2 separate regions of the Homo sapiens genome follow, and region 1 is linked to region 2. A link is a loop called in an ENCODE intact Hi-C map of the cell type or tissue named here. Cell type or tissue: spleen. All regions are shown on one strand. Links, peaks and the distances in the headings refer to the core of each region. The heading gives the core; the rest is flanking DNA.

Region 1 (8,850 bases), core at 2,906-5,405, 330 kb before region 2:
CAAATAAATAATTACAATAAGAGCTAAGCTACAGGTATTAACAGAATTCCAAGAAGCAGTACAGGAGTATGTAGATTTTAAGGAGTATGATTCTTACATGTTATGGATAATTAGACACTAGACTAAGCATGGTCCTAAAAGAAGTAGGTGAAATGGGGGCTGACAGATATAGCAGAGAAAACAGGATGGAAAAAGTTTCCAGTCAAAAAAGATAAAAGGCAGATACCACACTCAGACTATTACTTAGTATGGTAAAAATATCACGTCAATTTGATCTTAATTCACTCACTGTAATATACATAATACTATTATACTAACAGTTACTGAACACTTATAATGTGTCAGCTTACAAATGTATGTATGTACTCGTGACATGAAATAGTTTTATAGAGGAGAAAATTAAAGTATAATGAGGTTAAATGTTGTTTTGTTTTGTTTAAGACGGAGTTTCGCTCTTGCCCAGGCTGGAGTGCAATAGTGCGATCTAGGCTCACTGCAACCTCCACCTCCCGGGTTCAAGCAATTCTCCTGCCTCAGCCTCCTCAGTAGCTGGGATTACAGGCGTGCGCACCATGCCTGGCTAATTTTGTATTTTTAGTAGAGATGGGGTTTCGCCATGTTGGTCAGGCTGGTCTCGAACTCCTGACCTCAAGTGATCTGCCCATCCCGGCCTCCCAAAGTGTTGGGATTACAGGCGTGAGCCACTGTGCCCGGCCCCATAATGTTCTGTCCAATGTTACATGTTACACAGCAAGTAACTGGTGAAAGCAAGAAGTTAAGAATAGGTAGTCTAACTCCAGAACGGCTCAAGAATTTCCCTTGCAAAGCACCTTCTGCTGAGATGTTTTAGACTATGCCCATTATCATCTTATCCTAACAGACACAAGTGTCTGCAAAGCTACCCCTGAGCTTCTCCTGAGTCATTTATGAGATATATAGAGGGTCTGGATATCTAACCATGACTCCCATGCAGATTACCAGTACATCTTGTGTAGGTCTGCATAAACATTCTAACTCCCTCCTGATAGATTCATATTTCCCACTAAACATAGTCCTCCATTTTCTTCAGCATAATTAAGAAATCTGTATTAGCTTCCTACTGGTAAGAACGAGAATTATGAATAGTAGGTTTGAAGAAAGGCTAGTTTTCACTGCACACCGAATACAGTATACAAGCTAACACTCCTAACAAGCCTAAAGAGAAGAAAATCAATTAAGCTTCATAAATGTGAAGTCAAAAGATACCTTCAGTCCCTCCAATTCATTTTCCAGTTGCTTAGAATAGTGCTCACTCTGTTCACGTAGCTTCCTGTCTTTAGATGCTTCAGCAGCTAGAGCTTCTGTATGAACTTCCAGCTTTAAAACAGAATGAAAAATGCAGATTTCACGGTTATAATTTTTTTCCAAACAAAACATTTATCCCAATGAGAATTTACCTTGTAACAGGAAGATAATTCAAATGTTTAAATCCATATTAAATAATATTAATGAACTATAAAAATAACTTTAGAAATATTTTAAAAATTATATATTATATTACTAGTCTCAAAAAGCAGCTTTAATCACTATCCCATGGGCACTACAAAATTTGCCTGACTACTAACCTCTTTTTTGGCTCTTTCTGTTCTGCGCAGTTCTTGCCTTAAGCTTTCAACTTTTTGCATCACCAGGTCCACCTCTTCTTCCTTATCTCGGACATGGCGAGCAAGTTTCTGTTTTTGGGTGTGCAATTCTGTTAGCCGCTCATTGATCTCCATGAATTCCTGCATGGCCAGTTTCCTCTGACAGTGTGCGTCTTTCAGCTCTTTGGATTGGTTTTTTAATCGCTCACTAGCCTGGACTAGTTCCTACAGTTTTGTAAAAAGAATATAAGTTACCAATTCTGCAACCTAGAGACCAAATTTGGCCATCAGAATAGCTATCATTAAGTCAAGAAGAGCCAAAATTATTCACCTTAGGACAAATTAAAAGAAATAAACTACTTCTGAACAGATATTAACGGCATGGTGTCCTGATATAGTCTCAATTCCTTATGCTAATACAGTAAATGCACAGGAGCTGCTGATTTAACCTTATAGTACCTTAGTTTCCACAAATGAGGAAAAAGTTTAGGAATAAACGATATGATGGTCAAAATAAATATTTGTGAAATTTAATAAATATGTGTGAGGTTGTTTTCATAAAAAACAAGTGTTGCCCTTGACATGGAGGCTACGCCTCAAGCCAGAAGCAAGGAGATAGAAACTAAACCGGAGACTCCCTAATTAAAATGAGAAACTTAGAGGAGAGCTAAAGTGGACTCAGGGCAGTACCACTACCTGCCTCCCAGCAAAAGGAAATGCAAATTTTCTTTGGGGGAAAGAAGTGCAATGAAATCTGAATTTTTCACATATTAAGAACAAACAAGAATGAGCTCACAACCACAGATTCCAAAATACTCAAAGAACAAAGCACCACAATCAAACAACAAAAACAATAAAAATAAACATCAAAGGTATCTTGGTATTAAAATCATTAGATATCAACACAAAATTGCTACATATGAAATATTTCAAGGAATAAAGGATGAAATAATAAAAACAAAAAAATGACAAAAGGCTATTAAAAATGACCAAGCAGATTTATAGAAGAACTGTATGGAACATTTAGAAATAGAAAACATAAGGCCAGGCACAGTTGCTCTCATCTATAATCCCAGCACTTTGGGAGGCTGAGGCAGGAGGATTGCTTGAGCCAAGGAGTTCAAGATCAGCCTAGGCGACATTGTGAGACCTTATCTCTACAAAAAATAACAATGTAAAAAAAAAAAAAAAGGCCAGGTATGGTGGTATGCACCTATAGTCGTAGCTACTAAGGTGGGAAGATGACTTGAGCCTGGGAGGCTGAGGCTGCAGGGAGCTGAGATCACTCCATTGCACTCTAGCTTGGGCAATACAGTGAGACTCCAACTCAAAAAAAAAGAAAAGAAAAGAAGTGAAAAAATATAAATGTTAAAATTAAAGACATGCATCCATCACCACAGGAAGCTCTACATTTATGAATCAAGAAAAAATTTAGAAAACCCAAACCAGAAGTGTTCAAAAAATGACGCTGGGTAATACCAAAGAGAAATAAAAGACCGTAAAGAAATCAGAGGGAAAGAAAGACAAATCACCTATTCCCCATCCTCAAATAAGGCGGGGAGGAGGAAAATTAGACTAAGAACAGACACTGAAGAAGTAACAACAGCAACAGAAACAGGGTAAAATATTTTCAAAGATATGAGAAGATAATTAAAATTATATACCCCAAAAATTACTTTTCAAGTCTGAGGCTTCATATAAACAAAACTGACAGAGCTTACCATAATCAGATCTGCACTAAAGGAACCAGTAAAGCTTTATTTCAGGAAAAAAAAAAAAAAGATTTTAGAGATCTAATGCAAGAGAAATGAAGAGCTAATAAAATGGTTAACATGAATGTGAATGTAAACAAATGTGTATATAAGATTATACTATAAAAATGTTAACTTTGTACAGTAAACAAAAGATAACAGCTAAAATACTGGCCAATAACAACACATAAAGCTGTAAAGAGGTAATACAGCTTGAATAATCCAAAAAATTTGAAATCTGAAATGTTTCAAAATCCAAAACATTTTGAGTGCCAACATGATGTTCAAAGGAAATGCTCACTGGAGCATTTCAGATTTTGGATTTTCAGGTTAGAAATACTCAATTGGTATAATGCAAATATTCCAAAATCCAAATGCTGGTCCCAAGCATTTCAGATAAGGGATACTCAATCTGTAAAATTAAACGTCTTTAAATTGTTTGTGGGAAATAGTTTTAGGATATTTAACTTAAACTTAAACTTGGTTAATACACATGGTAGAAGCCAAGAGTAACCACCAAAAGACTAGAGAGTAAACTAAAATGTCAACAACAACAACAACAAATTTCAGTGAAGAAGAAATGATTTTGCAAACAAAAAGAGTTCTGGAGACTGCTGCACAAGAATGTAAATACACTTAACATTACTTAACTGTGCACTTGAAAATTGTTTAGATGGTAATTTTATGTTATACGTATTTTACCACAGTTAAAAACTTTTGAGAAGGGAAGAAAGGAAATAAAAAGCAGCATGCAAAAATCATGACAAACAGAAAAAAAGATAGTAGAAACACATCCATATACATTAGTAACCAGTTAAAGGCCATCTATTATACTGGATTAAGAAATGAAATCTTGACTTCAGTAGAAAAAGTATTACTAAGGATAAGGAATATCACTACATAATGATAAAATTCAATACACTAAGAAGAAATATTATCCTAAACTTTTGTGCCTTCTATAAGAGAGTCTCAAAATCATTAAAAAGAAACTGTTAGAACTTCAGAGAAAAATTGGTAAACATCACTATAATGAAAAATTTTAATTTCTTAGTCATTAATAGATAAACCAGGTAGGCAAAAAAAAAAAAATAGTGAATATAAAGACGATCTGAAAAGCTTCATACACAGAAGCTTGCTCTCTAAATTGGAACACGAACTATTTTCAAGAACACACATTGAATGTTTTAAAAATGGAACAGGCTACGCCATGAAGCAAGTCTCAGTAGATTTCAAAGAACAGATACCACGTAGAGCAAGTTCTGTAATGACACTGCAACTAAATTAGAAGTCAACAAAAAAAGATAAAACTCCATATATTGAAAATTTTAAAAGATACTTATAAATAACTCATTGGTCCGTGAGAAAAAGCAGGAATGCAATTCAACTCTTTCTATGGACCAGTATAATCTGAATATCAAAAAAAAGAAAAGAGGAAAAAAAAAAACACGTCAATCTCACTTATAAAAAACAGTGAAAACCCTTTTTGAAAATTAGTAAATCAGTTCCAGTGATATATAAAGTAGATATGCATGAAGTCTGGAGCTAAACTCCTTGTGCTGAAAATCTAGCTCCACCACTTTCTATTTCTATGACCTTGAGCAAGTGAACTAACTTCTCTGTGCTTGGTCTCACCATTCATAAAATGAGAATAACACCTAACTCATGGGGCTGTGATGGAGATTAAATAATTTAATATATGTAAAGCATTCACAACAGTGCTATTAGAACAGATATTTGCTACATAAATGTTATCTATACTATCACAGTATTATAAGAAATTTGGGCTTAACCCAGAAATATAACAGTGGCTTAATATTAGAAAAAGTCTACAAACGTAGTTCACCACACCAACTTATTAAAGGACAAGAATCATATAATCATATCAATAGAGCACAGAAGGGCACATTTAATAAAGTCAGTATCCATTCTAAATAAAAGGTATTAACAAAATAGGAATAGAAGGTAACTTCTTTAACCTGATAAAAATTATTTATTAAAAACTTACAGCAAACATTATTAGCGATGAAATATCAGAGGCAGTTTCTTTAAAATCGGGGAACAAGATGGGGATGCCTGCTATTATCATTTCTAGTCAACACTGTACTGAGGTTCTAGCTAATACAGTAAAACAAGAAAAGAAATGAAAGTCTTTTCTGTATGAAATTTTATGGAAGAACATTTTAAAAGAACTTTAAATATATGGAGAGATATCATGTTTACAAATAAAAAGACTTTAGGAATGCAGAGAAACTTTTATGTTTTTGCAGCTGGTCCCTTTTGAACAAATTTTACCGAAACCTGGGCTAAATGAAAGTCTTAAAAAGTAACTTATAACTGATTTAGTAGTGAGAAAACTAAGAGATTTACCTTCTGGAGGTTATGTGTTTACATTTCAAGGTGGGGTGGGAGAGAGTAGGAGCCTGGACCAAGGGGGCTTCCTTTGATGGAGCAGGAGACTCTGGGCTTATATTTCCAGAGGGAATATTTATCTATATTCCAAAGGGTTAGAGAAAGAACCCAAGATCCTTCTCTTTAGATTTCCAAGGAACTCTCTCAGAACAGGAGAAAGCAGGAAGCAGTTGCTTCTTTCCTCTATATAAGCACCTGCATAAATGTTTTCAAGGCTCCTCATTTACAACACAGACTCCTTATGTGTAGGGTTTTATCCTGCCAGCTCTCAGGGTATTTCTCTTGGGGTAAGACTTGGCACAGAAGGGAGCCATGTAGTTATTCTTTGCTGTATGTAAGTAATAACAATCCGTTCTATTCTGGAAATCTGTGTGTATATTCAGAAAAATAGTAATAAATATAGATAGTAAGAACTTAAAGACAATATTGTAATGATGTTAATTCTCCCTAAATTGACCTATAAATTCAGTGCATTTTTTTCCCCCTGAGATAGGGTCTTGCTCTGTTGATCAGGCTGGAGTGCAGTGACATGATCATGGCTCACTGCAGCCTCAATCTACCAGGCTCAAGTGAACCTCCTGCCTCAGCATCCTGAGCAGCTGGGATGACAGGTGTGCACCACCCAGCTAACTTTTTTATTTTTTGTAGAGACTGGGTCTCATTCTGTTGTTGCCTAGGCTGGTCTCAAACTCCTGGACTCAAGTGATCCTCCTGCCTCAGCCTCTCAAAAGTGCCAGGATTACAAGCATAAGTCACCATGCCCAGCTGATTAAATGCAGTTTTAATCAAAATTCCATCTTCACAGTTTTCAAAAAATAGTTGAGATACAGACCTAAAAATTTAAAACTTTAAGATAAAAATTTAGGAGAATTTTTTAAAATCTCAGATTTTTTATACAAGACAGCAAATACACTAACCATAAAAATATTGATAAATCTGGCCACAACAAACCTAAGAACACTTTTTAATAAAAAGATTCCTAAAAGCAAAAAGATAAGCCACTGAGAGATATTTGTAACACATATAACTCACAAAAGATTAGAATGCCCAAATATTTCCAAGAATTCTTATAACCAGTAAGAAAAAAACCCAACAGAAAAATATACAAAAGATATTAAGAAGCATTTCACAAAAGAAATGTAAACGACAATAGACCCATGTGAAGATACTTGACCTCATTACTAATTAGAGAAATGCAAATTAAGACCACAACCAAACATTTTCTAAAACCTAAAATCTCAATTTAGACTAGATTGGCCAAAAGTAATAAATCTGGAAATATGAACACAGAAACTCTACACTACTCGTGGAAATGGAAGTTGGTATGCTAGAAAACAGTTTGGCATTATAAAAAATCAGAATATTTGCTAACTCAATCAAAAAATGGGCAAAGGACCTCAGTGGACATTTCTCTAAGACGACATACAAATGGCCAATAGGTATATGAAAAAGTATTCAACATCACTAGTCATAAGAGAAGTAAACATCAAAACCATAATGAGCTGTCACTTCACATCTATTGGAATGGCTATTTTTTTTAAAAGACAAAGGATAACAAGTGTTGGCAAGGAATGTGGAGAAAAATCATTTTCTACTGCCTATAGGATATTAAGCAAATCACTCAAAGTCCTTTATTGGTATAATCTGTTTCTTTTCGTCAGCACTATCATCTTCTCAAAATATATAAAAAGGATTTTTAATACTAAAACATTAAAAATTGGTGACCACCTGTCACTATAAATCTAGCTATCTGATTTTCATCCTCTTTCCAAAGGGTTAGAGAAAGAATCCAAGATCCTTCTCTTTAGATTTCCAAGGAAATCGCTCAGAAGAGTAGAAAGCAGGAAGCATAACGCCGATTATGTTAACTAAATTTGGCTGAGTAATCCTACCAATAAAAATGGTAAACCATTAATATTACTATAATATTATTAAAGCAAATAGAACACTAACAGTTTTAAATGACAAATATTATTAAATTGGCAATGAATTTAAATGGACCTATACAAAAAAATTGCTTGAAACCTCATTAAGCAGAAAGTAAAAATGTACTGGTCTATTTCAATCTATTCTTTAATAGCGTTCTCTTTTAGTCCTTTTGATTAGTTTCATCAGCTAAAGGTTATTTGTTTTATTTTTAATTCCCTCCATCTCCTTCCTGGCACCAAGACTTTCAAATCTTCCCCAGGAGGACTTCATTCATTCTATATTATCAGTGCATTATATTAATATATTACATCATTGAATACAACTTATGCTATGCCACAAACTACTGATTTCTTGTTTGCAATGGCTAGTATTAGTCCCAACATTTTTCTATTTGTTAATGAAAGTCACGGTGCTTAGCAGCATGTGGTTCAAGAAAAGTGTTTTCTCTAGTGCTTGAATATTATTTACCCTATTGGGCTGTGTTACAGAGGCTTAGCTATCAATAAATTTTTTTGATGTTTAAAATAATGTTTAAATGTTTCACAAAGTTCTTATGAAAATAACTTTAGCTTATTTACCCCTGCTGCTTTGAAAGATAAAAACTGACATTTAAAACAAATCACCAAATAAATTTTAAATTATAATATTTTAAGAATGTTCATATCAGTAAGTTATAATGAAAATATGCCTGTATTTTAAATTTTTTCTATAGATGCTAAACAGTTTCTACTATTTTCTTATTTCTTCATGTTTCTTTTTCAATAACATTCTTTTAATCTAGTCCTTTGACTATTAACTTTCTAAAAGAACAAAAGATTCTGAACTTTCAAGCTTCAACAAAGTTTCTTAATTTCTAGCTACTAACCAAATAACATACACCAAAATAATCCTAAATTTTTAGACCAACTTTTAAGAAGATAAAATATACTATGTATTATTGTAATTCATTATGAATGCTTTCAGTATTCTTATTATACAAGATTCAAAATAGAGAAAAAGCTTTAATGATCTAGTCACATATTTTACCTTATTTAGATCTTCTCTTTCTTGTTGTAACGTTTTGATTTGTTTTTCATAAGCCTTGATTTGTCTAAAAGCATCATCTAGTTCTTGCCTCACAGCATTAGCTTCTTCAAGTT
Region 2 (8,850 bases), core at 2,105-4,604:
CTCCACAATGGAGGTAAGGAAGAGTATGTCTGGAATATAGGAGGCCTCTTAGGGCATCTCTTAGTATTACCACACCCTGTGATTAAGGTCAACGGAAAACTACAACAGTGCAATCCAGGCAGGACTATGAATGACCCAGATCCTTCAGGTATGAAGTTTTGTGTCACTCCACCAGGTAACAAACCTCGACCAGCTGAAGTGCTTGCTGAAGGCAAATGGAATACAGAATGGGTAGTAGAAGAAGGTAGTGATCAATACCAGCTGTGACCACATGACCAGTTATGGAAATGAGGACTGTAACTGACATGAGTATATCCTCCTCATTTTGTTATATGTTTGTGTATATGTACACATGTTTTAAGCAAATATCTTTGTTTTCTTTCTTCTCTTACTCCCTTATTATGTAACATAAGATGTATTCACTTTATATCGGTATTTAAGTTAATTTTACGTCATAGTGTTTACCTGGAGAACAGTAAACATCACTCAAGAGCTTCATCTCCTCTTCTGGGGAAGGCATTAGTATGAGATAAATATGTCATGTTAGAATTAGGATCTTGTTATTGTTTTTATTTGGGGATTAAGTATGGTTTAAGGAGATGCAATGCATATGGGTGCCACATTGACGAGGAGTGAATTTGTGATGGTAGTTTTATGTGTCAATTAGATGTGCAGATAGGTGATAAAACATTATTTCTGGATGTGTCTGCGAGGGTGTTTCTGGAAGAGATTAGCTCATCAGTAGACTGAGTAAAGAAGGTCTGCGCTCATCCATGTAGGTGGGCATCATCCCTTGAGGTCCTAAATAGAACAGAAGGGTGGAAGGAGGGCAAATTTGCTCTCTCTATTTGAGCTGTGACATCCATATTCTCCTACCCTCGGACATTGGCACTCCTGGTTTTCAGGCCTTTGGACTCAGATTGAACTACACCACCAGTTTCCTGGTTCTCCAGCTTGCAAACAGCAGACTGTGAGACTGATTAGCCTCCTCACATGAGGCAATTTCTATAATTACAAAAAAATATAGGGCTGGGCACAGTGGCTCACACCTGTAATACTGCATTTTGGGAGGCCAAGGTAGGTGGACTGCATGACCCCAGGAGTTCAAGACCAACCTGGACAACATGATGAAACTCCAACTCCACCAAAAAAAAAAAAAAAAAAAAAAGTAGCTGGGCATGGTGGCACATGCCTGTAGTCCCAGCTACTCAGGAGGCTTAGGTTGGGGGATTGCTTGAGCCCAAGAGGTGGAGGTTGCAGTGAGTCGAGATCACACCACTGCACCACTGCACTTCAGCCTGGGTGACAGAGCAAGACCTTGTCTCAATAAATACACACACACGCACACACACAGACTATAAGTTCTGCTTCTTTGGGGAATCCTGACTAATACAACAGGTGAAGAAATACCTCAGGCAATAGAGGCAACAAGCAAAGATGCAGGTGTGTGATACAGAATGATGCATCAGAGAACTGCAGGTTATGCAAGGTGGCTGGAGCACTTGAACTACAAGGCAAGGAGTGGTCAAGGACAAGGCCAGGTAATGTCTGCCAATAGACTCAGAGGATGGACACTATCAGGCAGTCCTGACCAGGAGACCAAAGTATGGATCTATTACACAAGACCAGATAGAGGTGACACATGGAAACCAGGAATCAAAATTAAGGAGGAAATGACTGATAACAGGTAAACGTATTATCCTTCCAGAGTATGTGCGATGGAATGTTTGTTGAAAACATGTTTGTTGAAAAAAAAATTAATCAAATATGTAATATACACTAAAATATGAGCATAAACCTAGATTAATACAGCTATGAAATTAAATTATGGCACTTCAGGTATGAGTCAGGTTGAGGGAGATATACGTGTCGTCAGTGTACTGAAGTTCCTGAAACTGGGAACCACTAGTTCTTCCTACTCTTTAATGAGCAAGAGGCCAGAAAGTAGAAGGAGTAGAAGCAGGAGGGGTGAGGAAGAAAAGAGATTGGGCAATTTACAAACGAAAGAAGATTAATGGACTCACAGTTCCACATGGCTGGGGAGGCCTCACAATCATGAGGGAAGGTGAAAGGCAGGTCTCACATGGTGGCAGACAAGAGAAGAGAGCTTCTGTAGGGAAACTTCCCTTTATAAAACCATCAGATCTCGTGAGACTTATTCACTATGACGAGAATAGCACCGGAAAGATCCACCACCATGATTCACTTATCTTCCACTGGGTCTCTCCCACAACACGTGGGAATTATGGGAGCTACAATTCAAGATGAGATTTGGGTGGGGACACAGCCAAACCATATCACCAACATTAGGTGAGATGACTCTGGATTCTGATTTCCGCTCCTCATGGCAATGTGTCCCCTTACGCGCCCTTCAGCTTTCTGTGTTCCTCACTCGGTCCTTGTTCTCTATTCTTTCATCTGCCCCCAGCCTTCTGTTTGCTCTTTCCTCACTCAGAGAGCTGTATTTCCTTGGTAAATTCCAGTCTTTTTTTTTTTTTTTTTTAGACGGAGTCTCACTTAAGCCCAGGCTGGAGTGCAGTGGTGCGATCTCGGCTCACTGCAACCCGTGACTCCCGGGTTTAAGCTATTCTCTTGCCCCAGCCTCCCGAGTAGCTGGGATTACAGGCGCCCGGCTAATTTTTGTATTTTTAATAAAAAGGAGGTTTCACCATGTTGCCAGGCTGGTCTCAAACTCCTGACCTCAAGTGATCTGCCCACCTCGGCCTCCCAAAGTGTTAGGATTACAGGCGTGAGCCACAGCGCCCAGCCGGTAAATCCCAGTCCTTTACCTACATCCTCCAGAGGTATTTTGAGCCTGTTGCCCCTGGCCTTTCAGAACCGGTCTCCCCCTCCCGGGCCATGCCCGTCTCTTTCTCATATTCTAACCCAGCTTTCCCACGTCTAAACCTATTTTTTGATTACTGGTGAGGCATTCTCTGGGCTCCCCGCAACCTCCCCGGGACTTGACTGGGAAGGGCTCCCTTAGGCTCTCTGTCTCTTTGGTGCCTGGGCTGCAGCCACAGAGCAGGGAGAAAGGCCCCGGTGGCCCTGTCGGCTCCGCGCGGCGCCCTGCGAAAGGCCGGCCATGCGACACGGAAGCTCCTGCAGAACTGTCGCCGTCGAAAAGAAAGAGGCCCTCGCCGCAAAATGACTCAGTCAGTTCAGGCCTCGGCCCCAAGAGAAGTTCCCTGGTCATGTCACACCCTCCACTGAAGCAGTTCCAAAAGGCTGGGGAAAGAGCTGTTTTCTGGGAATTTGGAATGTGGGAAAAATTTCCCCAGGGAGTCAAAGTCGCCCGCGGCAGGAAGCGGGGTTCCGGCCACTGGACGGCTGGTTTTCCTGCTCTGCCACCTCCCGGGGGATGTGAGACCTGCAGGCCTTCTCCCGGGTGGAGGAGAGCAGCTGTTCATGCACCGAGGATGGATTCATTTACTGTGCACCTAGAACAGAGAGGACTAGACAACGTCCCCGACCATAATGAGGCTACACTCGGGACGGGAGGTGTCTGTAACGGGTCGTTGTTGTAAATGCGAAAGAGAGAAGTGTGCAAGTCAGAATCCCGGGAATCCTCGGCCTCCAATCCATTATCAAGTCCTCTCAATTCCAAATCCAGCACGTCCCTTAGATCCATCCACTTCCCTTTCTCCAGGTCCAAACCACTCCTCTGTCTCCTCTCTGAATGCTTTCTCCTCCCTCAATCCATTCTCCACTTAGCAGCCTGCTTAAATCCATTTAGCTTAAATCCCCACCACAGTCCCAGCCCCGCCAGGTCCAGCAGGTCCTTCATCCAGAGCCCTTCTCCCCGACCCTCTCTCACATCAGCACCCAGGTCTTTCCGTACTCCAAACACCACAAGCTCTTCTCGCCTTCGGGACTTTGCTTCTTCACAGCTCCTTCTACCAAGCATACTCTTCCTTATCTCCCCCCTATTCATTTCATTCTATTGACCCTTGGATAGCGGCTCAGCATCAGTTCTTCAGGGAAAGCTTCCCTGACCTGCAGGTAACAGATCCTCCAGTCATCTATTCTAAAACTTCTCATGCTCTTCCCTCATAGCAAACATCACAGTTTAATTACATCTGTGTGCATTAGTTTAATTAATGTCTCCTTCCCCCGAAGCTGTAGATGCAATATCACTAGTACCTAGCATGGTACCTGACATATGGTAGATGCTGAAGAAGTATTTGTGGAATAAATTTGAAAGGACCTGTGGACTTCTTACAAGCAAGAGGAGAACAATCTGGTTTGCTGAGTGGGTGTAGAAGTAAAGTTTCCACCACAGAAGTAGAACAGGACCAGGATTTCCCAGCCACTTTTATGGGATGCTTTAACCACAGTGGCATCTCCTCTTGAGCCTTCCTGGACTGTATCACTAGAAGTCCAACATCTGTTCCATCCTTGGACCCTGGGGGCAAGGGGCTATCACTGCTAGAGGGAGGGGAAGCTAATGGCCCAGTGAGCTGAATGAAGCAGAGAATGGGGAAAGATAGTGGAGGGAGATCATTCAAATCAGAAGGCCATTGGATTGATGACCTCTGAAATCTTGACGCCCCCAGGTACTTTCTCCAGGTTCCTGAGCGGATGATGCTGTCTGTACAATGGGGAAGATCAGACACCTACTTGAGTGTCATACCCTGAGACTCAGCCTGGTTGGATTCGTTCATTCAGTAACCTTTACATTAAAGTTCCTGACCTCTAAGAGGTTATACATGCTCTTGACCCCCAGAGGGCACCCTGGAGACTCTTCTAGCAGCCTGTTGAGCACCATTACTGGTCAGCTTCCAGGGTCAGTGGAACTTGATGTAAAAGCAGCTGGGGTTGTTACCGGTGTTGGGTATCCGAGTTACTGGCGACAAATTCATACAGGTCTGCAGCAACTTCAATTCTTGCCTCCTCAGAAGAAAGAATTTGACTGACGGGCAGAAGGCAGAAGGAGAGACTGAGGCAAGTTTTAGAGCAGGAGTGAAAGTTTATTAAAAAGCTCTAGAGCAAAGGCCAGGAGCAGTGGCTCACGCCTGTAATCCCAGCACTTTGGGAGGCCAAGGTGGGTAGATCGCCTGAGGTCAGGGGTTCGAGACCAGCCTGGCCAACATGGTGAAACCCTGTCTCTACTAAAAATACAAAAATTAGCTGGGCATGGTTGTGGGTGCCTGTAATTCCAGCTACTCAGGAGGCTGAAGCAGGAGAATCGCTTGAACCCGGGAGGCAGAGGTTGCAGTGAGCTGAGATCGTGCCACTGCACTCCAGCCTGGGTGACAGAGGGAGACTCTGGCTCAAAAAAAAAAAAGCTCTAAAGCAGAAACAAAAAGAAGGAAAGTACACTTGGAAGAGGGCCAAGTGGGCAATCTGAAAGACAAGTGTGTGGTTTGACCTTTTGACTTGGGGTTTTATACATTCGCATGCTTCTGGCGTCTTGTGTCCCTTCTCCACTGATTCCTCCCTTGGGGTGGGCTGTCCACAGGCACAGTGGCCTGCTAGCACTTGGGAGGGGAGCATGTACAGTGTGTTTACTGGAGTTGTCTGCATGCTCACTTGAAGCATTCTTCCCTTACCAGTGGAATGTCTCTAGGAGAACATATACCAGTTAAACTCTGCCATTTTGCCTCAGTTCACATGCATGAGCCCACTCGTACAACTCCCGAGATCTTATCGGGAAGCTGCTGATTACCAGCTTCAGGCGTTTCTACATATTGGGAAACTGCCTTTCTCTGGAACCAGCTGCAACCAGTTATTATTTTAGCGAGACAGTGTGACAACTGCCTGATCATCATCTGATGGTCACCTGATATTCCTGGTGGGGTCGATGGGGGAGCTCTCATCTGCCGGGCTCATGCCTGACTAGCTACCTACTGTAACGGGGTCAAAGCCATATGATTATGGAGCAGGCCAGGCAGGATATGTGGGAGAGCTTTCCTGTGTGGTCTCTGCAGCGGTGAGGTGAGCTGATGGAACGTACAGCAACATAGGTACTTGTAGTGGCTATTTTTTTAATTGCTCAGCCTCCATTTCCCTTTTATTGGATACAGCACCCCAATTTCTGATTTGTGGACTTAACCCTCTCTCCTTGTGTGGACTCTTGGTAGGACAGTAAATCAAGGGGCTTTTCCTCATAGCCAAGAGATGGGCACGTGACCTAGGCTGGAGCACTCAGACTGTCTCCTGAGACAGGATCTTGCATCATCAGAAATGAACACTTGGATGACACTTGTCTCCTCAGCAACTCTCAGACAAAATAGTTGGCCAGTTTCTGTTGGTTCCAGTTCTATTTCAAGACTGGCTCTCCAGCCTGTCTCCTCTGTGAGCTACCTGATAACCTTTCAACAAGTTATCCTTTTGTTTGATTAGCTGAAGTTGGTTTCTGTTGCTTGCAACCAAGGAACCATGATAAATTATCATCTGGTTCATAATTTCCATTTCATGAACCTCAGATGGTGAGCAATACTACAAAGACTTGGATAGCAGCTGCTAAAAGAGGAGGTGGCTGGAAGCATCTGAAATGTAGTCCAGAATAGTCCTGGGAGGCTAAACAGGTAAGCACTAATTGGTGAGGATATGGGAAATAGCTGGAAGAATTAAGTGCACCAACTTGCTGAAATTTGCTCTTACCAGTAGGAATGAGCCAGGGATATATAAGCAAGGAATGTAAGAGGTGAAGCATAGAAAATTCATATTCCATGGAAATTTAGGACTGAAGATTGTGCAATGATCCTCAGATTACCCAAGGCACAGATGTCAGAGGTGATGTCACAATACAAGAAAGCAAGTGAGAAAAATGCCCCTTTCTAAAAGGGCTCTCTGACCTCTGCTGCAGCCGGATTCTGAGAAAAATAGGCACCGGGGAGGCCCCTTCCTCTGCTGAAGTCTTCTGTTCTCAACAATGTGAGGCTGGGCTTGGTCAAGATGAGTTGGGATGACTGCAGAGGTGGTGGGTACTTGGTAGTGCTGGAGATGGGAGTCTGAAGTGTGGTGAGAAGTCTGGACATGGCTCGAGGACATGGCTGCCCCTCAATAGGAAGCTGAGGCAGTGGATGACAATGCTAAGCTCTTGACATGTTCCTCCATGAGCAGCTGGTTGGGGAAGAGCTTGTGAGTCACACCTCTTCTGCAGAGGATATGTGTTGGCTGTGTCCATCTTCACCTGAGCAGTCCTGGATCATGCTGGAGGCTTGCTCTGATAGACCGAGGCTTGCTCCACAGCCTCCCCATGTTCTGAATCCATAGTGCTTTGATCTAAAGGCAGAACCCTGCCCTTCCTTTCCCCCAACCTGCCCTCAGAGCTCCAGAAGACTGAGGAGCCCTCCACTGTGGCTGCAGCCTGGTGGCTGGGGTCAGGAAAAATGCGGCTGGCATTTGGCCCATCCTATCCTCTGCAGTCAGCAGGTGGAGGGGAGCCGAGGGTTATGTAGCAGGGGCCAGGATGAGGCATACTACAGGGATCTTAGTTGTAAGCAACAGAAACTAATTATAGTAATTTAGAATGGAAAACAAGTACACCAAAAAGACATTGGGTACCTCACAGAATTGCTAGAAGGACTGGAAAAACAAGATCTGGAGGAGACACAAACAGAAACAAAGACCCAGCCCACTGCAGGAAGGGTTCAGTGCAGACATCATTGCTTGTATGCTGGACAGCAGACATCACAGCCACCCTGCTAATGCTTGCAGCACTGGAAGTGGGATGTTGCTGTAATCCTTTTATAATCTGACAGGATCCCCTTGCTTGTTTGTTTCACTGACTTCCATTTCTGACTTTGGTGCAGTGCTTCTGATTGGCTGGGAAAAAAGAAGGAAAGATGTCCAGTAGAACTCCCCTCTACCTTCATTTAATCTTATTCTTTAACTTACCTTCTTTTATCATCAGAATTCTCCCCCCCCCTTTTTTTTTTAAAGAGACAGGGTCATGCTCTGCCACCCAAGCTAGAGTGCAGTGGTGCAATCATAGCTCACTGCAGCCTTGCACTCCCGGACTCACATGATCCTCCTGCCTCAGCCTCCCCAGAGGCTAGAAGTATAGGCAAGTCATTATACCCCGCTAATTTTTTGTAGAGATGAGCATCTTATTACACTGCTGAGGCTGGTCTGGAACTCCTGGCCTCAAGTGATCCTCCCCACTTGGCCTCCCAAAGCACTGGGATTACAGGTGTAAGCCACTGCACCTGGCCTTTACATATTTTATTTATTTTATTTTATATATACGTTTTGAGATAGGTCTTGCTCTGTCACCTAGGCTGTAGCGCAATTGTGCAATCGCAACCCACAGCAGCCTCAACCTTCTGGGCTTAAGCAATCTCCCACCTTAGCCTCTGGAGTAGCTTGGACTACAGGCATGGGCTACTACACACAATCCTCCCACCTCAGTCTCTGGAGTAGCTGGGACTACAGGCATGGGCCACTACACCCCGTTAATTTTTGTATTTTTTGTAGAGATAAGTCTCCCTATATTGCGTAGGCTGGTCTCTAACTCCTGGGCTCAAGCGATCCTCCATTTAAGACTCCCGAAGTACTGGGATTACAGGCATAAACCACCACACCCAGCCTACCATATGTATTTTTAAAAGAAGAACCCTTAGCTGGGCACAGTGGCTCATGCCTGTAATCCCAGAACTTTGGGAGGTTGAGGTGGGAGAACTGATTGAGCCCAGGAGTTCAAGACCAGCCTGGTGAACATGGTGAAACCCTGTCTCAACAAAAAATTAGCCAGGTGTGGTGGTGCACACCTATGGTCCCAGCTACTCAAGAGGCTGAAGTGGGAGGATCGTTTGAGTGCAGGAGGTGGAGGCTGCATAAGCCATGATGGTGCCACTGCACTTCAGCCTGGGTGACAGAGCAAGACCATGTCTCAAAAATAAT

The links. Hi-C counts contacts between places; a loop is a spot of excess contacts. Peaks named below come from ENCODE experiments on the same cell type or tissue, not always from the same donor. Only the 100,000 strongest peaks of a DNase experiment are listed, where the experiment ranks them.
Region 1: it touches region 2 in a loop (3-fold over the local background); 16 of 110 quality-filtered maps call a loop at or near these places.

What each region holds. Positions count from the first base shown.
Region 1 is chr1:227,111,067-227,119,916 of GRCh38, forward strand. It overlaps CDC42BPA (CDC42 binding protein kinase alpha), which reads right to left. Exons shown (of 37, transcript NM_001394014.1): 12 at 8,738-8,850; 13 at 1,605-1,847; 14 at 1,246-1,356. Among named protein-coding and RNA genes, the nearest start is that of COQ8A, 180 kb to the left of the region's middle. In spleen, for the core only: no CTCF peak of the experiment used is centred there; no DNase peak of the experiment used is centred there.
Region 2 is chr1:227,444,541-227,453,390 of GRCh38, forward strand. No RefSeq gene overlaps it. Among named protein-coding and RNA genes, the nearest start is that of LINC01641, 55 kb to the left of the region's middle. In spleen, for the core only: a CTCF peak has its summit at 3,365 (motif pointing left); no DNase peak of the experiment used is centred there; H3K27me3 peaks cover 1,607 bases.